Regions from separate parts of the Mus musculus genome. Here region 2 is linked to region 1. The links are chromatin loops, found by intact Hi-C in ENCODE. Cell type or tissue: heart. All regions are shown on one strand. Links, peaks and the distances in the headings refer to the core of each region. The heading gives the core; the rest is flanking DNA.

Region 1 (5,368 bases), core at 93-5,092:
CTTCTCCATGTTTAATGTCAATTTAATATCTTGGCTAAGAGTGCCTATTATAAAGCTATTTGCTCCAGGTTACCCTCCTCCTACCCCGCCCCATCGTCAGATGGTTTTTATTTATAGCTATGTTTAAACATCCTGGGCAACACAGACTCACTGTACCCAGATTCGTCATCTAAGCAATGGTACTCAAAGTTGTCTTAAGGATCCTTTCGGGTTTGTCCAGAAGTTAAAAGGATAATTCTTTTTCTCTTTAAGTTATCTTTTGGCTTTCAAGACAGGGTTTTAAACCTAACTCCTTTTGTCTTAGACTCATTCTGTGGTCCAGGCTGCTCTTGAGATGGAAGCAATTCTCCTGCCTCACCTTAGTGCTGCCATTACCAACATGAGATATCACTCCCAGCCATTTAAAAATTTTTGTTCTCAGTATTCATCAGCTGTCAAATTGAGTAAGCTGGGTCAAATTAGTTAAGGCCCAACTTTCAGATCCTTTTATTATATTGGAAGTTCTACAGAGTATGAGAGCATTCTTGGTTTCCAGTAAGGGTAAAGACACTCTGATTAGCATAGTTCTGTATTGTTTATGATCGGGTATGCCTTACTCCACTGCCTGAATGCTAATGAGAGCTTCCTAGAAGTCATTCCTTAAGAAGTTAAGTTGCAGCATCTAATTATTTGGCAGGATGTTTAAGTACATGTAATTCTATCTTTCCTCCATTTTGTGAGGGTGGTGAGCCAAGTAACCTGCATCAGGAGAAAATAAATAACACATTAACGCTACCAGCAAGGAGTGCCTAGCTAGAGTACTTTAGAAGAACCTTCATTATATAACCTTGGCATATATAGTGGGCGTTTAGTACTTTTCAATCTGCCAGACTAGCATCATCATTGTCTTTGCAGGTGAAAAAAGGCAGTCAAAGGGATGAGTATTGGTCCTTTCTGTGGTTTAGTAGCTGTATGACTCTGGCTGAGACCTTGGCAGTATGAAGTTCTCAGTCTTGACCACTATCTTGAAGAAGCCCCTCCCCTTTTGTGTGTGCCCGCCTACTTCCTGCCCTTCAAGACAGGACCAGTTCTTGCTGAGTACAGGGCAATGGAGAAGAATAAGACAAGACAGCACAGTGAACATGGCTTTATAACTATGGGCACCAAACAGTCTTTATTTAGTCATCTCACGTAGCCTTAACTCTTACTCCTGTTTGTTTTGGGGGGCTATTCACTGCAAACCAGAGTCAGAATTTGAGCTGAAAGGACTGGCAGAACAAGTATGTATGGAGGCGTCTAGAAGAGTAGATCTCAGGTACTTTCTTCGGGAACTCTAGTGGGAGGTACCCACTAGAGAAAGCAGAATTGGTCAAGCCAGTTCCCCTGGCCAAGCAGGTTGTCCTTGATAAAGGAGGATTTTCATCCCTGCCATTTGTGGATGGGGCCACTGAGGTCCTCTTGTAGCTTGTGGGTCAGGGTGTCTTCTGATGCTCTGAGCTGTGTCTTCTCCGGTGTGTGACAGGCTTGACTGTTCCCCACAGTATAGCTAGGTCAGCTCTTGCCTTGACCTTCATGGATAACCATCCTTTGGCTTCTCTCCCAGACTCTGGAGGGGAGCAGTGTATGACTTCCATCCATTCCATTCATTTCCAGCCAGGAACATTCAAGCTCCACCAGGGCAGTAGCCCCTTTCTGTCTGCATGACCCCTTTGTCCCCTAAGCATGGGATCTGGTCAACAGTTGATGCTCTGTAGAGCCAAGTATCTCTGTGAATGCAGACAGTGCAATGTGAACACGTTTCACAAGCCTCAGAAGAGATTTATAACCAGGTCGAAGGCTGATCCTTAAGAATATCAGCTTCCTTTACAGAACACACGGTAGCTGCTTCTACCAGTACCAGAACACAGCCCTGGCTTGTTCCTCTAGAATGTAGGACAAGATTATTTCCAGTGGGCACAGGTCTCGGAGAAAAGTGCACACCAGAGGTGTTGAAGGCCACAGGAGAGGAAGCAAGGCTTAGGAAGAGGCCAGGATCGAAGGCCCACTTCGGCCCCGCCTTCGTGCAGGGACAGGTGTGTGCTGGGGGTGTAAGGTGCGCGGGCGACACATCCCAGCAGGTACACCTTCCTTCGCCCACGAATGACCTAATTATAGGAGCCTGCAACGGCCAGAGGTGGGGAAGGTCACTCCAGGCAACCTGCCACTAGGCTTGTCCCCAAAGGTGTGTGACTCCCTTGTGGTTCCCAGGGCTGCTGGACTAAGCGCCTTAGGGTTGCCTTTAGTCATCAGGCTGGCAGAGCCCAGACCACATCTGAGAGGTATCACCCAGAGGCCTTCCAGAAACACCAGGTCACAAGGAATAAAAACCTCGCCTACACGGACTGCTCATGCGCCGAGACCGCGCAGGCGCCCTGCGGAGCCTGGGACGCCAGGATTAACCAGCACTGCGCTTGCTCGGACTCGCTTCTTCCCTTCCCCCGCCGCCCTCCCAGCGGGAGGACCACGCCCCAAGAGCGAAGCCACTTCCTTCGGCAGCCAACTCCGCTGCGCTTGCGCCCCGGCTCCACGGTGCGCAGCTCTGGGTCCCGGCCCCACTCCGTCGCCCTCCCCGCGGCTCCCTGACGCTGGCGTGACGTCACCACGCCGGGCGGCCGCCATTACAGAAAGCCGAGTCCCGAGCTAGGGCGAGCGGAGGAGGAGGCACAGCGGCCGGCGGCCGAGCACTGCGGAGCGAGCCAGCGGGCCGGCGCCAGCGCCCAGCAGCCGCCTGGGGCCGCAGAAAGCACCCCGGGAGAGCGGCGGCGGCGTGTGCGTGTGGCCCGGGTGCGGGCGGCGGCGCGGGAGCAGCGCGGAGCGGCAGCCGGTTCGGGCGGGCGGCATCATGGACGAGAAGTTGTTCACCAAGGAGCTGGACCAGTGGATCGAGCAGCTGAACGAGTGCAAGCAGCTCTCCGAGTCCCAGGTCAAGAGCCTCTGCGAGAAGGTGAGCTGCTCTCGGCCGCGGGTGCGGCCTCTGCCCGGGCCCGCCTATCAGGAGGCCGCGGGGACGGTGCAACATGGCGGCACGGAGGCCAGACCCCCGAACCTAGCAGCCCGGCGCCCGGCGCTGCCTGCGGCGACTCGCGAGGGACCCGGCGCCCCCCGCCTCCCGCGCGCTGATTGGATGGCGCCGCCACCGCGGCCTAAAATGGCGCCGCGCGCCGGACTCCGGGCTTCGGAGCCTCCGGGCCGAACCCGGCCCGACCCTGGGAAGTGGGGCGGCCGGGACCCTCGGTGGCCCGGCGAGGGACTGGCTGGGCTTTGCGCCCGGGAACGGGTTCCGGACTCATGGAGTCAAAGCATTGCGCTTGCACTCGGGCTTGCTTCGTGGAGCGGGCGCTGCCCACAGGGTCCCCCACAGCAGGGCTTGTAGGCCAGACCCCAGCGCCTATGGAAAGGTCACCTCGCTTTCCTGTCGGTCTCCACGCCTCGGCTTCCCCGGAGCCCTGTTTAAAGTGTGTGTTTAACGATTATGAAGGGAGTCGCTAACCCAGTTCCTACGAAGGTCATAGTGGTAGTTTGAAGGGAGGAATATAAAGTTTTCTTAGTTGGACAAATGGAGGATTTGGTGAGTCATACTACAACGAAGAGCTTTGGGATTGGAAATACAGTGTCACATTAATTTATGATGTATATGCTGACTCAAATTGGGTAGTGTGAAACCCTTCTGTGTGTAACGTACTTGGCGTGGAGCCATTTATTTTTGAATGAGCAACATAAACGGGAAGAGAGTCAAATTTTTTATCCTCTCTGGTTGCAAAAGTTTCTTGGATTGTATTTTTGTGGCTACAATCAGCAGTAGAAATCCCCGTGTTGACCGATTTCTCTATTTCAGACATGGAACTGAGTCCACTCCTTGAAGTGATAACTCGGTATCTCAGGTTATCTCATTCCATTGGTTTTCTCCAAGAATTGGGGAAGCAAGTTGTTCATGTTGTATTCTTGAAGTCTTAATTAATGCAATTTTCTATTAGAAAAATGTGTCTCCACTTCATTTTAGCTTTTCTTTTCAGGGTTAATTTAACATTTAATTTTAGTGCAGAATTATGGATTATGTTAGTAATTTGTGTTAGCAGGAAGAACTTTTGGAGCACAGAAGATGCTCATTCTTTTGTGGCTTGGTGTAGAAAGGAGATTCTTGAGGTTGAATATTTTCTGATGACACAATTTTTCAGAAAATGCTGAAAACCATTTTGGTTAAGTCAAATGTAGATTTATCCCTTCCCTCCTTCCTTCCATCCCAAGTATCCCTGGCTGCCCTGGTACTGGTTATGTAGAGCCAGGGTAACTTTGAACTTGTGACATTCCTTGTGTCTCTGCTTCCTCAGGTGCTGGGATGACGTGTGTGTATGTGTGTCTGTCTGTGTGTTATAACACGCCCCACTTGAATCTCTAGTGTTTTGATCTTTGTTTCTCTCACATCAAACAAGGTTGGTATTTTTAAGGTTTAGAAGTAAGCCTTTTAAATATTACTTAGTAAATCTTGCCAGGTCTCAGTCTCTAATTGCTGACTCGGAGTGAAGGGCTTTATGTGGACATTGGATGACTAGTCATTTGTGTGACCACTCATTGGACTGTTCGGTAGACCTGGACACAATTACTTTTCATTTCCCAACTGAGTGATTGTAACTGGCTTTTTCAGGTAAACGGTTTATTTGGTCCTTGTTTCTGTACTTAAAAATAGTTAACACATGCTCCAAGATTACATGCTCTTAAGAAGGCAACCAGAACACAATGAAGAATATGTTATGCATATTTTCAAGGAACTTTTAATCTAGTTGGAAAGACTAGGGTGGCATTGTTAACTTGACCCTCGAGAGCAGTGGTTCTCAGCCTTCCTAATGCTGTGACCCTTTAATACAGTTCCTCATGTTGTGGTGATCCCAGTCATAAAACTATTTTGTTGCTACCTCATAACTGTAATTTTGCTGCTGTTTTGAATTGTAAATATCTAGTAGTGTGCAGGATACCTGATATGTGACCCCTGTGAAAGGGTCGTTCTGGTCCCCCAAAAGAACTGCTGCTGTAGAGTTACCTGGATAGGAAGTCTCAGAAATTGTCTACCTAGCAGATCAGGTTGGCTTGTGAGTATGTTTAGGAGCATCTTCCTTATGTTGAGATGGGAAGACACACCCACTGTGGATGGCACCATTCCCTAGATTGGGAGGGAGGGGTTCTCAATTGTGTAAGGGTGGGGGGAGCTCCCTATGCAAAGGTCCCCAAATGACCTGAGTTTGGCCCCTTCCTTATAGGACTACATGGTAGAAAGAACATACTCCTTCAAGCTGTCCTCTGAGGTACACACACAAGTAAATGTTACAGTGTGAACATGCATTCATTGCTGAGTTTC
Region 2 (5,368 bases), core at 67-5,066, 260 kb after region 1:
TTGTTCAGCTACAGCAGGTTGTGAGCAACCACCTGGCGTCTCCTCTACTGGACCCCAAATGCCTGAATTCTCCTCGGACGTCTGTTAGTAGAAGGCAAAGGGTGTGAAGTCTTCACTCACATGTGATTTCACAAACTCTCCAAACCTGATTTGGTTAGTCTTGGTGTGGCACGCTCAACAGGGCAGGAGGCCACGTGCTGAGACCAGGCTGGGAAAAAGTGTCCGCCCTCTCTACACTGCAGGAAAGCAGACATCCAGAACCCGCGTGACCTCACGTAGCGAGACTCCGCAGTCTCACAAACCCACTTTGTCTTTTTTAATTTCTTAAATGCTTGGGAAATGGCGGAAAGAGGCTTTGACACTAGGGAAGATTGCACGCAACTTTACAGTGCGGAGCCGGCTCTCGGGAGAGTTTAATTTGCAACTGACTCGCTGACGCACGCGGGCGTGTCGCAGGCTCCGGAAATCAAGGTTGGAGCAGAGGGGACAGTAGCCGCTCTGACCTATACAGCGCCACTTCCAGAGCCCAGTGTCCCCACTGGGCCTCCGAGTGACTTGCAGCCTCGGCGACTCCGGCGACACTATCCGCTGAGGTCCCTAGGCCACCGCTCTGTGTGCCGGAAGCTCCCCTCCCCCTCTTCCCAAATGCTTCCAGCAGCCTGGAGGCTGCAACAGTGACCCGCGTGTCCCCGCGCACGCACACACCTCACGCACGTCAGACCCACGCCTCCCTATCGCCCCGTGCCAGAGTGCACGCAGGCCTTTACGCGCGGCCACACATGATCACAGAGCCGCAGAGGGCGAGAGCGCGGCTCGCGAGTGGGAAGAAGACCCCGAGACTGGTCTGGGCGCTGTCCGGGGTGGAGCCGAGGGCGGAGCTTCGGGGTCCGGCGCGCAGAGCTGGGGCGTGTCCGCGCCGCCGCGATCTGCGCCGCTCCGCCCTCGGCCCGTTCGCTGCGCTCCCAGCCTCCTCGCCGCAACCCCCGCCGTAGCTGCCGCTGCTCCCGCCGTCACCGCCTCCGAGGTAGGCGCAGCGGAGAGGGCCTGGGCTATGCCTGAGTCCCCAGGGCCTCGGGTCGCGCTCCTGGGAAGTCTCCAGGGAGGCGATCGAGGGAGGTTCGGGCGAGGGCGCTGGGCCTAAGCGCTTGGCCCCGGGAAGGGTGAACCAGGGACGATCATTGCGGGCCTGGAGGGGCAGCGGGCTTGTAGAGGAGGCCTGGAGGGCGGGCGCAGAGCGGATCTCCCAGATTCTAGCTCGAGCGTTCAGAGCACCTGCATTTGGAAGCCAGGGGCGGTTCGAACATGCGAGGAGCGGAAGGGCAAGGGCGGCCGCGTGGAGGCCCGGCGGGCCGCGGGTCTAGGTGACCTTCCCGGCGGCGCCCTCTGGCTCTAGATCCCGTCGGTGTGGATCTGGTAGAGACCCTCCCACGGCCCAAGCCCTTCCCCACCAGCTCCAAGGGCCTGTGCAGACCCAGCTTCCTCCGCCGAGAGGACGAACTCCAGGCACGGCCATGCCCTGGATCCCCCAGCCCCTACACGCCCTAGCCGGCCCACGCCCGGAGTAGGTGGCGCCGGGTCCCTCCCGCGCATGCCAGTGTCTTCCCGGGCGGAACGGGCTGCCCTGAGTGGACTTAGGCCGCAGGAACAGGGACCTGGGCCTGGACTGAGAGCGAGACCCCATAGGGAGCCATACGCTTGGCCTCCTTGGCCTCGGGGACGGAGTCCGTGTTCTGTGTCGCCAAATGCAACTGTGCATTCTGGAAACTGTTTTCAGGGCCTGACATCAGATTGGAGGCCCGCAACTCTACACGGTTTGTCCAAGGTCACACTGGTAGGAAGATTTAAAACTTCAATCTTCTCATCTGCGAAATAGGAGCAATTATATACACTTCACTGAGTTTGGGGGAAAGAATAAAATGATCCGATTAACACGAAGCCTTGGGGCATGCACAAGGACACCTTAGAAACCTTGACATTTGCCTAGGAGACCTAGGAGCTTTTGGGGAGGGTTGAACTCATCCTCCACAGACTTTTATTTTATTTTATTTTTTATTCCACATGGTGTACAGGAAGGGACTCCATGAATATACAGGCGTATTATTTTAATGCCATTATTACTAATGTCAGAAGCAAGCATTTGTGCAGCACCAGGTATTGAGTCATTGGAGAATAATTCACGAGACACTGTCAGTTTGCAGATTGACAGCTGTCAGGCTGGAGCACTAAATCTGACTGCAGACCCAGAATGCAGGAAGAGTGTGGGCTTAGCTCAGGTGTGTGCTGTCCAAAACTTCTCTTTCCTTGACCAGAGATATGGGTGAGGGGCTTAACTCCGGCTTGTTTACTAGCAAGCCAGGCATAACTGCGGAGGGCCTGCCTGCTTTTCTCGGGACTGACAAAACTGAAGGGCCAAACTCAGGCTTGTCTTCAGGGACTTGGGTGGGACCACTTGGCACACATTAGGTGGTTAAGAAAGGTCTGTGGGGTAAATTCATTTTTAAAAAATGTCTATTTAATGTGTGCATGCTTGTGCCTATGTGAGTTTATGTACATACATGCAGGTGTGAGATGCCTCATGTGGGTCTGGGAATCGAACCTGGGTCTTCTGCAAAAGCAGTAAGCACTTTTTTGTTTGTTTTGTTTTTGTTTTGTTTTGTTTTTTTGAGACAGGGCTTCTCTGTATAGCCCTGGCTGTCAGCAGTAAGCACTCTTTTTTTTTTTTTTTTTTTTTTTAAGATTTATTTATTATTTTATGTAAGTACACTGTAGCTGTCTTCAGACACTCCAGAAGAGGGCGTCAGATCTCATTATGGATGGCTATGAGCCACCATGTGGTTGCTGGGATTTGAATTCAGGACCTTCAGAAGAGCAGTCAGTGCTCTTAACCATTGAGCCATCTCTCCAGCCACAGCAGTAAGCACTTGTAACCCCTGAGCTCTCTCTCCATTTTTTTTTCTTTCATACCACTCTTAACTACCCAGGCATGGTAGGTGCACATTCAATCGTGGAATCTTAAAACAGCCATTAGATGACCTAGACAGCTCACTCACTTCTAGAAGCTATCCTGTCCTAGCCGAGTCATAGATGTCATAAGAGCTGTAATCGTACATACTCACCTACAGCAGTAGTCATGAGAGATGAGAAACAGCTCCTTTAGCATTCTACAACTTCCCAAGTCCTGGGGGAACTTGTCCAACTGGTGTTTCTGGGCTTAAAGCTAGAGAGTGATATGGGTAGATGGGATTCTGGCCAAAGCTGTGGGGCCTGTAGCTTCTTCCCTTTCTGACAGGTGTGGGGGTATGACAGCTCGAGTAAGGTGCCAGTCCCCACTTGTAGTAGCTCACAGCTGATTCGCTTTATTTCTGGTTTCTAGAATGAGGCTTTGGACAGGGGCTGTCTGGGGCCATGCGGTCCTCATGCTGGACCTGAGCCCCTAGGATTCCGGAAAGGTTGTACTGTCGTTGTAGCTTTGCGCTTTCCCCAGGTTCCTTCGGTACCTGAAAGGATGGCAGAGGCATGCTTAGCTAGACCTGGGTGTGGGTCTCCATCCCGCAGTTAAGTCACAGCATGTGAGCACTTTACCTAGGGCTGAGCTAGAAAAAGCTCCAGAGGGCAGCCTGGGCTCTCAGTTCTGATCTGACAAGAGCCACAGAGTCTAGCTCAGGTGAAATAGCTTTCTCGTGTCTTAGTTCCTCTGTTATAATGTGGTGGATTGATTGATTGATTGATTGATTGATTTTGGCTTCTGTTTTTAAAAAAATTAATTGTTTGGAGGTGGCTAGCACATGTGGAGGTCAGAGGTCAACTTCTGGTCTTCCTGTCTCCACTCAGGCCTTGGGATCACCTGGGTCTGCAGTAGAACTGTGACTGTCAGTGCTGGCCATTCTGGTGTTCTGCGGCCCTGCTGTGTATACTTGGTGCTTGGGCACCAGTCCTCCGCTAGTATCCCCACACTGCACTGCTGCTGTGTTCTGAGGAACCCATAGGTGTGAGTGCCTCTGCACAGCAGAAGTTACCAACTGGTTGGGAAAGGAGAGAGGTAGCTGCTGTGGGCCATCTGTAGTGGACGGTGCTCATAGAAATCATTTGCCCTGGGGTGAGATAGGAGGTGTCCTTCCGGGACCTGGCCAGACAGTATCCGGCTAAACAATACCTCTCTATGGGTGGGAAGGACTCTGGACCCCGTGGTTCAGGGTGAGCTTCTGACAAGATGCTCAGAAACCATTATTATAATAGTAGATATACAAGACCAGAGCTTGGTTAGATTCCCTAGCCATAAATATAGCAATGGAAACTGTCTATTGGACTGGCTTGTGTGGGACTTAGTAGAATGCTAGCCCAGCATGCAGAAAGCCCTGGATTCTTCCTTCAACACTGCAGAAACTCAGTAAGGTGGGGCACACACTCAGAGGTGGAGGCAGGAGGATCAAGTTCAAGGTCATCCTCCGTGACATAGTGAGTTTGAGACTCACTGTGGGCTACATTAGATCCTGTTTCAAAGCCAAACCAAACTGGCTGGTGGTGCACACCTTTAATCCTGGTACTTGGCGGGGTGGGGCAAGGGGAGGGCACAGAGGCAGACAGATCTCTGTGAGTTTGAGACCAGCCTGGTCTACAGAGTTTCAGGACAGCCAGGGCTACACAGAGAAACCCTGTCTTGAAAAACGAAGAACCAACCAACCAAAGAAACCAAACTTATTATTTATTTGTCTGCTCATCTCAGATGATAAGTTGACCTGTCATCTGTCATCTTAATAGAATTCTACTTGTGTTTGTTTCATGGCTTCTGCATGTACCAGCCGCAGGGATGTATACCAAGGGGAATTGGGTCAGAGAGACTGACTTTGGGGTCTTTTACTTAGAAAGGGAGTAGGATATAGACCCATATGTCCTTGATTCCCAAGGCTGAGCACTTAAAAAAAGCGCTGACTGTGTCAACCCCCTATGCCTTGTGGTGCCTGGGCTATCCTGGAGCCCTGGTGTACCTGGCTGGACCCTAGACCCTGGAGTGCTGCTGGCTGCCTGCATGGCCTTCTCTCCACAGGTGGGTGAGGGAGAGAAGGCAGGTTGCCTTGAGTCAACCACAGCCTCCCCAGCCTTATAGAAGGCTGTGCTGCTGCTGGTGGCCCAGCTTCCAGAGGGTTTTAAAATAGAAGCAGAGCCTGGAAAGCCAGACTGTCCCCCTGTGAGACTCTGTGGAGGGGGAGGGGAAGGCAGCTGCTTTGGGAACTCAGCCTGCTTCCAGAGCAGAGGCCACTGCCTTGCCAGATGTGTGTGTGTCTGTGTGTGCCTGTGTTTATGTCTGTCTGTGGTGCAGGGAAGCTCCTGAACTGAGCCTGCTTTCTGCTGAGAGGTTGATTTTTGCCCC

What was found. Hi-C counts contacts between places; a loop is a spot of excess contacts. Peaks named below come from ENCODE experiments on the same cell type or tissue, not always from the same donor. Only the 100,000 strongest peaks of a DNase experiment are listed, where the experiment ranks them.
Region 2: a loop joins it to region 1, with 2.8 times the contacts of the local background. A loop is called at or near these places in 1 of 42 quality-filtered maps.

The regions. Positions count from the first base shown.
Region 1 is chr11:52,096,189-52,101,556 of GRCm38, forward strand. Ppp2ca (protein phosphatase 2 (formerly 2A), catalytic subunit, alpha isoform) reads left to right here and starts at 2,636. Exons shown (of 7, transcript NM_019411.4): 1 at 2,636-2,962. The coding sequence starts at 2,861. In heart, for the core only: no CTCF peak of the experiment used is centred there; DNase peaks (open chromatin) are centred at 1,553, 2,483 and 3,073; H3K4me3 peaks cover 3,365 bases; H3K27ac peaks cover 2,447 bases.
Region 2 is chr11:52,360,129-52,365,496 of GRCm38, forward strand. It overlaps Vdac1 (voltage-dependent anion channel 1), which reads left to right and starts at 723. Exons shown (of 9, transcript NM_011694.6): 1 at 723-1,024. In heart, for the core only: CTCF peaks have their summits at 520 and 2,811 (motif pointing right); DNase peaks (open chromatin) are centred at 173 and 703; H3K4me3 peaks cover 4,643 bases; H3K27ac peaks cover 3,734 bases.